Linked DNA regions of Homo sapiens: region 1 is linked to region 2. The links are chromatin loops, found by intact Hi-C in ENCODE. Cell type or tissue: endothelial cell of umbilical vein. All regions are shown on one strand. Links, peaks and the distances in the headings refer to the core of each region. The heading gives the core; the rest is flanking DNA.

Region 1 (4,392 bases), core at 142-4,141, 110 kb before region 2:
CAGGTGGTCGAGGTTGCAATGAGCCAAGATCGCATCACTGAACTCAAGAAAACACAGTTTATTGTGGTCTGGCAAATGTTAATGGATTCTCACTGCTTTTTCTCATCTTATGCTTATGTTTTTATCCTGAAGCAATGGGAAATGGATGGAGGGTTTTAAGGAGATTCAGAGTCACATAAGAATTCAGGGAGCTACCCCGGCCGGGTGCAGTGGCTCACGCCTGTAATCCCAGCACTTTGGGAGGCCAAGGTGGGTGGATCACGAGGTCAGGAGTTCAAGACCAGCCTGACCAACGTGGTGAAACCCCGTCTCTACTAAAAATACAAAAATTAGCCAGGTGCGGTGGCACGTGCCTGTAATCCCAGCTACTCAGGAGGCTGAGGCAGGAGAATCGCTTGAACCCGGGAAGCAGAGGTTGCAGTGAGCCGAGATCACGCCACTGTACTCCAGCCTGGGTGACAGAGCGAGACTCTATCTCAAAAAAAAAAAAAAAAAAAAAAAAAAAAAGAATGTAGGGAGCTAACTCTTGTAACCAAGTTGAGGATGGATTGAAATCGGATGAGAATGAGGAGCTCTGTTGAAAGTCCCGAGTAGTAACTCAGGAAAGCGACAATGGGACTTACTGACTGATTGACAATGACAGGTAACGTGCTGAGCATTTACTATGAGCATTTATTATGTGGGTTAGTGCTGTTGACAAAAAGAGTGAAACTCTGTGAAATATTTGAAGAGATTTATTCTGAGCTAATCTCAGTGAACAATGCCCATGACACAGCCCTCAAGAGGTGCTGAGAACACATGCCTAAGGTGGCTGGATTACAACTTGGTTTTATACATTTTAGGGAGACATAGGCATCAGTCAGTACATGTAAGATGTACACTGGTTCAATTCGAAAAGGCAAGTTATTGTCCAAAGACCTAGAATCAATAGAAAGGAATGTCTGGGTTAAGATAAGGGGTTGTGGAGACCAAGTTCCCATTATGCAGAGGCAGCCTCCAGGGAGCAGGCTTTAGAGGGACTAGATTGTAAATGTTTCTTATCAGACTTAGAGTGTGTTCTATCAGTAATTCCAAAAGGGAGGAGGGTGTAATGAGGCATATCCAGCCCCACATTCCTGTCACAGCCTGAACTGGTTTTTCAGGTTGACTTTGGAAGGCCCCTGGCTGACAGGAGGGGCTCATTCAGAGAGTTATGGGGCTTAGAATTTAGAGTTTTCTTTTTGGTTTACAGCACTTTACTTAATCTAATTCTCACAGCAACCCTATGAGGTAGCTGAAACTGATGCAGAGAAGTGAAGTAACCTCCCCAGTTGCTAGAGAGGAAGTGGCATGTACCCAAATCCAACTCTGTGCACTTCACCCCATGTTCCAGCCCCCAGTGTGTGGCTGTGTGTGGACAGGTGACAGGTGCACCCGGGAGTTGAGGGAGGGGAGTCTGCTCCCAGACAGGTTGGGTTTGGGGTGCTGAGGGGAGAAGGTGTCAGGGCTCAGGGGACCTGTGGGACTTCACTCCCTGCTCTTCTCCTCCCAGGCCCCTGGCCTCAGGTTCCTGCCTCATGCTGATGACTTTGGGATTGAGTGGGACAGTTGGAGGGTTGCCTTCAGGAAGAGAAATGATGCTGGCCTGGCTTTTGAGCTCCTTATGAAACACAGCAGTGAACCAGTCTAGGAAACCGCACTGTGTTCCACCAGACTGAACAAGCAGAAAGGGCCTTGGACCCGCCTCCCCGGCACACCCGTGGGATGGCTGTCTACATCTGCATGCAAATGATTCTGATACGTTCTGACAAATAATATTTACATTTGGAATCCAGCTGTCAAGAGAGAACAGCTGCCATCAGGTGCTTAAGGCACCTCTAAGGCATGTTTTCAGATTTTAAAAAAAACCACGTGAGCCCACACTGTTTAAACTGTATCCCCACGGAAGTTGCAAACTGAAGCTTCTTTGTTCCTGCCAAATGACTCATGGACGCCCTTTAAAAGAGAACGAAACAGACGTGTTTTGATGGGGAAAATACATAAAAAATGCAGTGCATTTTTCCAAGCAGCCATCAGACCATCTAATTCAGGCCAACGAGGGCAAAGCTGCGAAGCTCTTCGGCTGACCTTCTCCATGAGGACCTTGTCCCAGACAGGGGCCCCCTGGAAAGGGACGTACTGACCAAGGCAGGAAAGAGAAGGCCAATTTTCCCAAGACGATTAATCTTACTGAGGTTCCATTTGAAAACAGCCTTCGTGTTCTTCTAGTATGTTGTTTTTCTGAGGAAATCATTTTCAGAAGCATGTGATGTAATCATCTTAAGAAGATAAGCGTTCATTTACATAGCATTTATTCTGTGCTAAACATAGTAAGTAATTCCTTGATGAAGAACCCAGACACAGAGATAGTAAGTAACTTGCCCAAGTCCACACAGCTAGCAAGTGCCTAGCTGGGGTGCAAACCAGGTAGTCTGGCCACAGAGTCTGGGCTCCGCGTGGTGGAAAAAGCACCTCCCGTGTTGGAATCTGTGTGCCCTTGGACAAGTCCCATATCCTTCCTGAGTCACTAATGCCTCCCCAGCACTGTTGTGGGAGGATTAGTCACTGGGGCAGGCCCTCAATAAACATGAGCTGGATCTGAGTCCCAGGGGAGTGCCACACAACTTCCATGGGCCTCCCCTGACCCTCCCAGGCTTCAGGAAGCTCTTCCACCTCTGCAATGTTGGGTGGAGTAGCAAAAAAAGGCACGCAAGGATCCAGCAGGCCTGTAGGACATGGCGGTTTATTGTGAAAATGGTCTGAATTGATATTGGTAGTGCCTCCACCCCTACACATACACACATACATGGGTTCCTAATACACATGTACACAACACACAACACACAACTAACCAACGAGAATCCATCAGCATTGAACCGCAGGCAGCACACTGGCAGGTGCCTGGAGCGGTTACAGTTGTTACTAATTTCTTGGTGCTTACACTGCGTTGGCTTTGTAACCCCAGGGCCTGGCTCTGTGTCCTGGGGATGCACACATTTCCTCGCAGCTAGGCCAGTTTGCATCAACCCTGCACCACTTCTCTTCATTCTCTACAAATTGGAGAAACCCCATGTTGTTGATAAGAAGGAACCAACGACAAAGTTATAACAGTGAAAGACACAGGAAACAGCTCTCTGGTGCAGGTTCCCAATTTCAGGCATAACAGAAAGTTATTCAGGGCAGCAGCCCTGATGTTCTTGAACTCTGGCTTCTCAAAAGGAAGGACATAATTTTCACTGGGTGGAGGGCTGGGGTTACCTGAAAATAGCTCTCTTGCAGGATGGAAGTTCCTGACCAATTCTACTTCCATAAGGCACTGTCAAACACCTCCCTTCGCCCACCTCCAGATTCCAGATTGAGCAGTCCTAGCCTTAGCCCTGAACACCCACCAGGACCCATTGTGGCTGCCACAAATGGACCCACCCTGCTCATACAAACACGTGGGGACTGCAGAAAAATCAGGACCCAAGGATTGACCTCACACTCCTATCAGTTGCTCCCACTCCTCCCCATCATCTCTGCTTCTTCACCTCCCACTTGACTTTGCCTAGCTCCAGATCTTGCCTCAGGCATAGATATGGTTTGTCTGTGTCCCCACCCAAATCTCACCTTGAATTGTAATAACCTCCACGTGTCAAGGGTGGGGCCAGGTGGAGATAATCGAATCATGGGGATGGCTTCCCCATACTGTTTTCATGGTAATGAATGTCTTATGAGATCTGATGGTTTTATAAAGGGCAGTTCCCCTGCACACACCCTCTTGCCTGCCACCATGTAAAACATGCCTTAGCTTCTCCTCTGCCTTCTTCATCATTGTGAGGCTTCCCCAGCCATGTGGAACTGTGAGTCCATTAAACCTCTTTCCTTTATAAATTACCCATTCTCAGGTGTCTTTATTAGCAGCATGAGAACAGACACCCTAGGATGTGGCAGCCTGCTACAAACCCACTGGCTCAATGGACCCCCTTCCCGATATTTACGCTTCTTAGTTATGCAAGCCAATAAATTCCCTTTATGGTGGTTGAGGTCTTTAGAATTGGGTTTTTAATTTCTCAAAATGCAAGAACCCTGACTAATACAGAGGTATTTGATAAAGTAAATTGAAAGAGAAGCTCAGCAGTCCATGCATTGACTTAGCAGGAAGAGGGGAGCCCTGGAAGGCTTGAATAGACAGGTGGCATCCTTTGATGTATCTGATCAGCCAGTACCCATTTGACGAGTATGGACATCTGCATGGGGCTGGATCATGGGTGTCCACCAGTAAACATCACACTGCGTGACCCCTGCTCCTGAGAAACCCACCGTCAAATTTCATTCAGTAAATTATTTTTGACGGCTGATTATGTATACAACACTGTTAAATTCTAGTTAACA
Region 2 (4,392 bases), core at 214-4,213:
AATGAGAATACAACAACTTTGTGTGTGTGTTCCTGCCTGTTGTTTGCAGTGTTAATTGGAATATGATATTAAAATACACTTCAAATTCATACAGAAAACTATTTCTATTGTAGATATTATCAATTAGAACAGGGCAGTTCAGAACAAATATATATAATAGTTGAGGAAATGAAGTTTCACTGTGCATTAAGAAGATACTGGCTGGGCACGGTGACTCACGCCTGTAATCCTAGCACTTTGGGAGGCTGAGGCAGATGGATCGCTTGAGCTCAGGAGTTGAAGACCAGCCTAGGCAACATGGCGAAACCCTGCCTCTACAAAAAAATACAAAAATTAGCTGGGCATGATGGTGTATGCCTGTAGTCCCAGCTGTTTGGGAGGGTGAGGCAGGAAGATTACATGAACCTGGGAGGTTGAGGCTGCAGTGAGCTGAAACTGCACCACTGCACTTCATCCTGGGTGACAGAGTGAGACCCTGTCTCCAAAACAGAAAAAAAGGAAAAGGATTTTTTTTAAAAAAGGAAAAAAAAAAATATATATATATATACTGTATCTGATTTCTACCTGTTACATGAGAAAATAACAAAATCAGAATAATCTTTACTGTTTGGCAAGCTTACAGTAACTAGTACTCTGCTCCATTGTTGTGGCACTGAAAACATGCACGCAGAGTTTCTGGAAAGCAGTTTGGTGGTACACATCAAGAAAAATAACAATCTTTTTGTGGAAGGAGATCCATGCACAAAGATGTTCACTTTGTTGTTGCACTGCTTATCAAAGTGAGAAATTGGATGCCTCCTATATATAGCTGAATTAGGATTTAGCTGCTTGCTGGAATTATGTTTATACAGCAACAGGAAGAGAAATGCTTGTGATGAAATCTTCAGCAATAAAATTCAGGATGCAAAATTTATGTACACCGTGTGTGATTAAAAAGGAATAGATGATAAATGATGATAAAGAATATTTTTATTGATATTCACAAACGAGGGTAGAAGCATAGTGGTAATAAATACTCATGAGGTATTTGTTAGAATATTTGTATTATAAAGCTAAATAAAAACTTTATGTGAATTCCATCCTTACAGCCTTGTGAGTTGGGTCCTGTCCATTGACAGATGAGCTCACAGAGGCACTGAGTAGTGATCTGCCAGTGTCATCTAGCCAACAGTTGGAGGAGCTGAGATTCAAAACCAGGTGAGCGTCCCGTCTCTGCTTCTGACTGCTGCGGCATGCTGCCTGGTGCTGAGGCGGGAAGTTGCTGGGGGCACACGGTGGAGAAAACAAGCAGCAACGTGGGGAACACCCTACGTGCCACCTGGCTGAGCCATCGTAGTCCTTCTGAAAAATTCCAGGTGGTTTTGGTTGATTACAGGGTCAGTGTGAGCCAGTACGTGGCACATGCCCCAAAGGTGAGCCACACATGACCTCAGTGAAGTCTTTGGTGCTTATAAATAAGGTTGTTGTTTCATTATTTAGTTGTAAGAGCAGCATTTAAAGAAGAACCTGAAAACCTTAGGGATGGAGAAACCTCCTTGTAGGACGGATATCTGAAGGACGCGGGGCTCCTGGTTTCGGAAGGGGCAGGAGAGGGCGTACATGAAGGGCTTTCTCTGGCTGAGGAAGGTAGACATAGTATTTGTTCCTCTCTAGAGGAGGCTTTCACAAGAGCAAGCCTTGACTCAGATATGAGGGAGAGGATAACTGGGTGAGCAGACTGAGCGGCGAGCTGGTGGTTGGAAGGTTCCTGCAGCGGGTGGACGGCCTCTGTCTCTGAGGAAGTTATAGAGGGAGGTGAGGACGTGGGCTCGAAGGCCCTGGAGATGTCTTCCAGTTGTGAGACTCTGGAGTCCAGCCTTCTCCCCGCTGCTGGCTAACAACAATGATTGGAATTTAGATGGTGACTTGTGGAATCCTGTCCGCAGTGACCACTGCATTAGTCATGGAAGGAGGGTACCTCTGAAGGAACACAGAGGTCTGTGACTTAACTAACGTCCAAGTGTTGGCATGAATCATACTTTGGTTCAGAGGTATCTGCTATTTAATTTGGCTGGCTTTTATAGTCAGCCAGTCTGTGGGCCAACCTGCTGGCCGCATGCATCTGTAAGACATGGGGCTGCAGTTTCATCAGTGGTTCTTTAATCTTTTGGTTATCATAGACATCAGTAAAAATAAGAAGGCTGTTTTGGATGATCCCTCCAGGAAAAGGTACCTTTACATAATTTTGCATACACTGTTTGGGATGCCCATACCCCCATAAACCTGTCCGCAAACCCAACCTACCAAGCAAAAAAGCTCAGACCTTGAGCTTAAATCTTCTACCAAATCAACACGATGACTTCATCTGTTTCCTCATCTGTAAAATCCTGCAGAGTTGTAAGGATGAAAGATATTTCTACACGTATGTCATCTCCACAGTGTTCATGGTAGCTACTATCTGAGGCTTTAGAGACCATGTACTTTCCAAGGGCTGCTTGTCCCTGAGGGTGAGGCTCCAGGATCTCGTGAAACCACAGGAGTCAGCTTGCTTCCCAGGGGCTGTGCCCTCCATGGAGTTGGGTGGGGGCAGCGTGTGTTTTTAAGTCATCACTGTGGTGAGCGTGGGGTCATGGGGTATGACGTGGCAAAAATGAAGGGCTGAAAGCTGCTTACCCTGGCAAAATGCACATTCTGTAATGTAGCGAGTCAGATTGCTTTGCCAACATGAACTCTTCCTCCATTAAAGGATGTGAATATAATTGGGAGTAAAATTTCTAATAGCTTGTACTCCCCATACAACAAATGTTGAATTCACCTCTTGGCTTTGAACCCCAGACACCTTGGGGTAGCCTGTCTCCAGGCTAAAGGAGAGCCCTGCAAGTTTTTTAGTGAAACCCCCTTCCCACCACCTCCAACCCCCTTCTCCTTCCCTGATTTGGTCTCAGAGCACCCCTAGGAGGGAAGCAGCTCTCTGGTTAAGGAGAGTCTAGGGTGAGTCAAGCAGCTGGTAGCTCAGTTTTAATCTCATGCCATACTACATTTTCAATGAGGAAATTCCTCTAAATGTCATCTGCTCCAAGAAGCCTTTTCTGTTACCAGCCCCCAGAAAATGTACTCCTTTCCCCATAGAGTGCTGTGTTTCCACCTCGTGTAATTTACATCACAGTGGATTGTTTTCGCATGTTTATCTTTGTCTTGCTAAGTTGTGTGTTGGCAGGTACCAAGGTTTATTATCTTTCTTGAATGCAGATCTCTTAGAAGCCTTTTGGCTGCTCTCCGTTACCTGGGATGAAGTTCCTCATCTCTGGCTCCTGCCTGACTCTCCAGCCCTTCCCCATGCTCTGGACACACCAAGCGCCTTGAATTCCCCAGAGCTCATTTTGTTTCTTGCCTTTGTGTCGCTGCACTGAACTGATGGGCTGAGTCTTTCTCACTTATTGGATGCTTGCTTCTTGAGGGTAGGGGCTCTGTTTGATGAATCTTTGTGTTCATTAGTGCTTGCTGGAGAATAGACTTTCAGTGTGATTGGATTTTATTCTTTAGTAACCAGAAATATTCTTGACCCGTAATGGAAGCACACAATGAATGAATAAAAGTAAATGCGGATACATTCTGTACTCTAAAGCCTAAAGGGACAGAAACCATCAACATAAAAAAAAATATGCAGTAGCCCAGTCTCCACTCTTCACCCTCTCACCTGCCTTCCAAGTGTACTCCTACAAGCAGTAGGAGCTTCACAGGGAGGTCATTGGGGTGACGTTTAGTTATTCACACAGACTTTGAACTCATTTGAACATCACTGGAAGGATGGGATCATTAATATAAGGCAGGATCAAAGAGGATGGGATGATCATAGACAACAGGTTTTGTATTTTAATAGCGCACACCTTGGCCTGATTAGTGAACTCCATTGCTAGCTGCCTGTGCTGAACACAACCAGACTAGATACATCCTGGGGTACCATCCACAAAGACTGGCTGTTTCTTGAGGAATCACATTCCAAGGGACTTCCTAGGAAAGATGATGGAAATGGGTATTGAAAGTGGAACAAGCCCGGGGTGTTGGAGAAGGCGGAGGAAGTGGCAGGAAGAAGCCGGTGAGAGGCATCCTTCCAGTTGCTCATCCTGCACGGGAGCTCTCAGGGGTTATGAATAGGGAGGACATTCTTGTTCAACCCCTTCTGGTTGTGGCTACTTCTGTCTTGTCAAAGATGATACAGGTATACTCAGTTCCGAAGGCTGTGTCCCTCCCGTCACCTTGTCCAGGGAAAGCTTTGGGAGAGAAAGACATATTCTAATGTTATTTATTTATTTATTTATTTATTTTCTTTTGAGATGGAGTCTCGCTGTGTCACCCAGGCTGGAGTGCACAGTGGCACGATCTCGGCTCACTGCAACCTCTGCCTCCTGGGTT

Evidence for each region. Peaks named below come from ENCODE experiments on the same cell type or tissue, not always from the same donor. Only the 100,000 strongest peaks of a DNase experiment are listed, where the experiment ranks them.
Region 1: it touches region 2 in a loop (5-fold over the local background); 3 of 110 quality-filtered maps call a loop at or near these places.

The regions. Positions count from the first base shown.
Region 1 is chr2:9,177,427-9,181,818 of GRCh38, forward strand. No RefSeq gene overlaps it. Among named protein-coding and RNA genes, the nearest start is that of ASAP2, 27 kb to the right of the region's middle. RefSeq lists an enhancer at 2,121-3,320. In endothelial cell of umbilical vein, for the core only: no CTCF peak of the experiment used is centred there; DNase peaks (open chromatin) are centred at 2,145, 2,265 and 2,285; H3K27ac peaks cover 1,755 bases.
Region 2 is chr2:9,285,916-9,290,307 of GRCh38, forward strand. The region is part of intron 2 of ASAP2 (ArfGAP with SH3 domain, ankyrin repeat and PH domain 2); the gene reads left to right. Among named protein-coding and RNA genes, the nearest start is that of ASAP2, 81 kb to the left of the region's middle. RefSeq lists an enhancer at 1,379-2,578. In endothelial cell of umbilical vein, for the core only: a CTCF peak has its summit at 1,922; DNase peaks (open chromatin) are centred at 1,946 and 2,486; H3K27ac peaks cover 3,012 bases.